2 separate regions of the Homo sapiens genome follow, and region 2 is linked to region 1. A link is an interaction called in ENCODE POLR2A ChIA-PET data of the cell type or tissue named here. Cell type or tissue: GM12878. All regions are shown on one strand. Each heading gives the region's core, and the rest is flanking DNA. Links, peaks and the distances in the headings are about the cores only. Region 1 overlaps CDC14A (cell division cycle 14A). Region 2 overlaps CDC14A (cell division cycle 14A).

What was found. ChIA-PET counts read pairs that join two places held together with the same protein. Peaks named below come from ENCODE experiments on the same cell type or tissue, not always from the same donor. Only the 100,000 strongest peaks of a DNase experiment are listed, where the experiment ranks them.
Region 2: POLR2A ChIA-PET joins it to region 1 with 6 read pairs; 8 of 35 experiments call an interaction of 5 or more read pairs at or near these places.

The regions. Positions count from the first base shown.
Region 1 is chr1:100,451,290-100,454,104 of GRCh38, forward strand. The region is part of intron 7 of CDC14A (cell division cycle 14A); the gene reads left to right. Among named protein-coding and RNA genes, the nearest start is that of GPR88, 85 kb to the right of the region's middle. In GM12878, for the core only: no CTCF peak of the experiment used is centred there; a DNase peak (open chromatin) is centred at 1,543; H3K27ac peaks cover 642 bases.
Region 2 is chr1:100,376,344-100,379,158 of GRCh38, forward strand. CDC14A (cell division cycle 14A) reads left to right here. Exons shown (of 16, transcript NM_003672.4): 3 at 1,203-1,278. Among named protein-coding and RNA genes, the nearest start is that of CDC14A, 25 kb to the left of the region's middle. In GM12878, for the core only: no CTCF peak of the experiment used is centred there; a DNase peak (open chromatin) is centred at 1,399.

The DNA of each region.
Region 1 (2,815 bases), core at 153-2,652:
GAATGGGCCTCCACATGTTTTCCAACCCCACTGTCTCCCTGCTGTAGCTGATGCTAGCAGAGGTGAAGCAGTCATCCACATGGGACACTCCTCTTTTGCTCCACCACACCGTCTCCCTCAAAAGCAAGTCTAAATTAATAATCTAGAGTTTGATTATTATTTAAAGCCAGATGGCATGTCAACTTAAACCAAATAATTCAAATATTTACTTTGCTTTAAGCTCATAAAGTGCCTGTCCTTACAGCATATTTGCATTTATGTAATACAACTATACTGTCAACACTGTTTTGTTGTTTTAGAAGTTAGGGAAATATAAAGAAGGCACTTTTTAAATGAATTTTAAAATGCCACTGTGGTTCTACCTTATTAAATTTCAAAATAGTCTTTGTGTCACTGTCATTCCTCTTACATACTTTTAGTATCGCATGTTCAAAGTGTAATGTGACTTTTTCTTTAATGGATAAAACGAAGATGAAAATAACATCTACCTCATAGGGTTGCTATGAGAAGTAAGTTGTATAGAATACACTAGTGTTTAACACAGAGTCAGTGGTATCCACATATTTGCTGCCATTTTTGTTACTGTTATTTGTCATTCCCACCTGCCTTTGGACTCTGTAAAAGCATAGAGAATGCTTTTTATTATTTTATGTTTGACACCAAGTTACAGTCCTTGATATATAATAAAGGCTCAGCAAATGTCTAAATGAATGTTGAATTGCGCTTCAAAACTGTTTCTGCATGTTTTCCTAGAAAACACATCTGTTGATATAGGAAATCAACCTTGTAATCGTCAACCTCAAAGACTATCTTTTCTATCTTATTGTAGGTTTGTTACAGTAGTAAAAAGGTCAAATAGTTTTCAGTGTTTGGACAGAAAAATGTATTTGTGACCATTACTATAGAGTCACAAATGCATTTCTTAGAAATCATAAAAATTGGCCGGGTGCAGTGGCTCATGCCTGTAATCCCAGCACTTTGGGAGGCTGAGGTGGGTGGATCATGAGGTCAGGAGTTCGAGACCAGCCTGGCCAACATGGTGAAACCCGGTCTCTACTAAAAATACAAAAAAATTAGTCGGGCCTGGTGGTGTGTGCCTGTAATCCCAGCTACTTGGGAGGCTAAAGCAGGAGAATTGCTTGAACCCGGAGGCAGAGGTTGCAGTGAGCTGAGATCGCACCGTTGCACTCCAGCCTGGGCAACAGAATGCAACTCCATCTCCAGATAAAAAAAAGGAATTGTAAAAATTCATGTTTTTTAGTCAAATTATATTTTGAGTGCACCAGGAGAGTGAGTTATTCAAAAGAAAGCTGTGAATCTTTTGTAGATTGGAGAATCCTATAGCACAGTGAATAACAACACCTAAATGTATCACTTTCAGGAATTCAGATTTTTTTATTTTGGATTTTTCTTACAGTGAAGAACATCTATAGTTTTTTTTGCATAGTATTTGGTAGGTAGTAGGCTTTAGATCAGAAGTGGTAATATCATACTCTTGCCTCATCCTTGCTTAGGTATTTGTTTACAAAATGTGGTAGGGTTGGAAAGTACCTTAAGTTCCTGTCTGATCTAGATTTCTTTGAAGTGTATGTGTGTGTTTAATTAGAAAAACCAACTTGGGTCATATAAAGTATTTTATTATTGATAAACATTGACATTTGTATAATTCACTATGAATAAAGGCACAAATATTAACTTTGGAAGACTACCAAAGTAAGCGTATATTATATTAGGTCAGTTAAAAGCTGTAACTTCCTTATTAATTTTTTCTCAGATTTAGGTCTAAGACCTAAATCTTTTTGTTTATTCCATCAGCCTTATCCTGGCTGCTGAATATAACCCAATATTATCTACTATTTATCTTTTTGGGTAGGAGGATTTGCAAACATATTCTTTTGGTTCTGTGAATGAATGTATCTTAGGGATCCCCTTGCCTCTCTCCATATGATTAATTATAAAAGGTTGCTATTTAACCAAATGGATTTCTGTAATCCAAATAAGCAGATATTGCAGAGCGTATTTATCTAACCTACTTGGTGGTCAAGGATACAGAAATAGTGACCGTAGAAACCTGTTTTCTTTTATTGTTCATAAAGAATTGGTTTTAGTCTCTTGATGATTAGTGCATACCTTTATTCTTGGATTTTCAAATACTGTGTTAAGCTTAATAATTACTTGAGAGATATTGGATAATTAATTTGAGACTTTTATTTAAACAAGCAAATTTTAATTGCCATAATTAGATTCTTTATTTAAGTTGTTATAAATAGAAGCTATGCTTGAGGTTTAATTTCACATGTGCAATCATAACACTCAGGGTTTCTTAGATTTTACTTAGGGCATTTTGGATATTTTTTTTATTTCCTTTGAGACAGAGTCTCACTCTGTGGCCCAAGCTGGAGTGCAATGGTGCAAACTCGGCTCACTGCAACCTTCATCGCTGGGGCTCAAGCAGTTCTCCTGCCTCAGCCTCCCAAGTAGCTGGGACTACAGGCACACACCACCACACCTGGTTAATTTTTTTGTATTTTTAGTAGAGACGGGGTTTCACCATGTTGCCCTGGGTGGTCTTGCACTCCTGAGCTCAGGTGATTCACCTGCATTGGCCTCCCAAAGTGCTGGGATTACAGGCGCGAGCCGCCACGCCCAGCTGGAGATATTATGTTTATTACAACTAGATTAAATGCAGTTCAGATGTTTATAAGATGGTATGCACAGTTTCACATATAACTTTTTATAACTGGGAAAAAAATCTGCATTAAAAAATGACAATTATATTTTATAGCCAAGTTTTGATTTTCATGGAAATGATAAT
Region 2 (2,815 bases), core at 299-2,798, 75 kb before region 1:
TTCTGTTGGCAAAATAGGAAGAGAAAGGGAAAGGATGAATTATAGTAGTAGCTTGTTTGATATATCAGAATTAAATATTTATTTGTTGGCCTACTGTGATTGAGAGATTTAATGCCTGAGTGACTGGGAGAAGCAAAGTGTTTTTTTGTCTGGAGGGATGATGTGAAGGAAAGATGGGTTGAGTTTTAGATATTTTGAGTTCCAGGTGACGGAAGGGCCTGTAGATGGTGGACCCAGCAGGTAGCCGAGATGGAGAAGACTGACACTGGCTCTCAAGTGGAAGAGACATCACTTTTCCATAGGGTCGTCAGTTAAATTCATGATGTTGGCTAAGAGAGAAGATCTACAGATTGATGACTGTATCCTGGAGATGTTAGGGGATGAAGAGAGGGGGAGGAGCCAGTGTGTCTTATAATACAGAAAGTTCATGGAGAACGAAAACTGAAAAAATACCACTGGATTTAAGATACTTGAGAATTGTGAGCTATGTTTGAGAGGAATAGTTGGAATCCAAAGTACACAAGTAAGATTATGACTAAAATATATGATAAAGAAATAAAAGCAAGTAGTACAGGCCATGTACTTGTTATATTCCTGTTGGTTCTTTCTTTGCCTGTTCTTTAGTGTGTTTACTTAAATGGTCTGGCAGGCAGATAAAAGGAGGTGGAACTTAAAACTGTCCAATTAGTTCTGTTTTTTTTTTTTTTGCGATGGAGTTTCACTCTTGTTGCCCAGGCTGGAGTGCAGTGGTGCGATCTCTGGCTCACCGCAACCTCCACCTCCACCTCCCGGGTTCAAGTGATTCTCCTGCCTCAGCCTCTCGAGTAGCTGGGATTATAGGCAAGCACCACACTGCCTGGCTAATTTTGTATTTTTAGTAGAGATGGGGTTTCTCCATGTTGGTCAGGCTGGTCTCGAACACCTGACCTCAGGCAGTCTGCCTGCCCCAGCCTCCCAAAGTGCTGGGATTACAGGCATAAGCCACCGCGCCCGGCCACTAGTTCCCTATTAAGAGACTAGTTAGAGTAACTAGAGGGCATTAGGACGAAACCATTAGTTATTTGGATTATACCATGGATCAGATTAGTTATAAGATAATTGAAATTTGATTGTAAATTTAATGAAATTAAAGATGAACATTGATGTTACTGAAAATTATACTTTGACTAAATACTACGTTTTTTGTTTTTCTTGTATCTTAGTTTCTATGCAGATTTTGGACCGCTGAACTTGGCAATGGTGTACAGATATTGCTGCAAACTAAACAAGAAACTAAAAGTGAGTATTGTAGTGATATTTATAATTTGGAATTAAAACATTTGAACCATAGGATCTGCTCAGTGGGGTTGGTGTGCACAAAACATTTAGTCAGGTGATCTTGATCTCTGGAAATTTATGTGAGTAGTTCACCTAGAGTTTGAAAGTGATCCTCCTGATTATACCACAAAGGACATGTTAACCTCTTTCAGTTTTCAGAATGAATTGCAATATGAGCTGAATGAAGTCACTGGAATAGTGATCTAAGAAAGAAAGCACAAATCCTTTTAGGCTGTTGTTAATGAGTCTCTATCAAATTCCCTCCTAGGATAATTTTTCTGAAACCTTCAGATATGCCTGTAGACCCTGTTTCCAAGTGATGAACAGGGCTTATCATGGCTGGAGCTGTGTGCATAACATTTTCTGTTTGGTCAAGATTGAAATTTTTTGCATGTTTCTTAAATGTTCTGTGTAGTTAACAGCCAGGTGAGATTGATGAACCAGCAGCAACAGAGAATGGAATTTACCTGAGATGATAGAATTCTGGTCATACATTTAGTATTCATCTATAGTTTTGATTTCACATGGGTATCTGGTTTCCTTTTCTGTACTTTTATGTGGATTTTGGCATGTGGCTTTTTTTTTCTTCTTCAAGCATATGAGGAAACTCATCTATATACCTAGTTTTAGTAAACTTATTTTATCACACAGAAAGCAATATTTATCTCCTTGTCTTCCAATTTCTAAATGAAGATCTTTACTATTTCAGTTTGAAAGACAAAATGCTATACAGAGGACTCTTAAGGATAAATACTAAATTATATTGCTCAGGTATTTTGCTCTTTCTGCTGGGTAAAATGTTACTGGTGTTACATAGTACAATGCCTTGGACATATTAACTGTTCTGTGATTATTTTTTGATTTGATTGGTTTTTAATGAACTTAGGTATAAAAAGCAGTCTGATAGAGAATTTCCTGTAGAATATGTTGTATCCTTATGAATTTACAAATTTTTGCCATTGATTTCAAAGTGAGAGGTGGACATGGAATTATACCAAAAAGAATCAATAATCATATAACATATTAGGTTGGTGCAAAAGCAATTGTGGTTTTTATAATTACTTTTAATGTTAAAAACCACAATTACTTTTGAACCAACATAATAAAATCTGTTTTACTCAACTTTTGTAGGAATTAACTTACAAAGTTGTCTGACTTGAAAAGATACATGTAAATTCCTTTAATTAAGCCAGATCTGTTTTTAAGAAAAGAAGCCAGTATTTTAGAAAGTAAAATAGAGGTTTTTGCAATCACCTAGGAAGTAAATAATATCCTTTTTATAGAAAATGAACTTTTAATGGCTGAGTAAACAAGAAAAGGATAATTAATAAATAATGGAAGTCTATTTTTTTCTTTTGAAGACCAAGGAATTTCTTTGCTGTCTTGATTAGTCATTAGTATGTAGTTGGTATGAATTGGGTATTATAATTAATCTGGGAACCGAGTACTATCTAGGGTAGCCAAAGAGAAAGGAGTCATTATCAGGAAAGTAAAATCA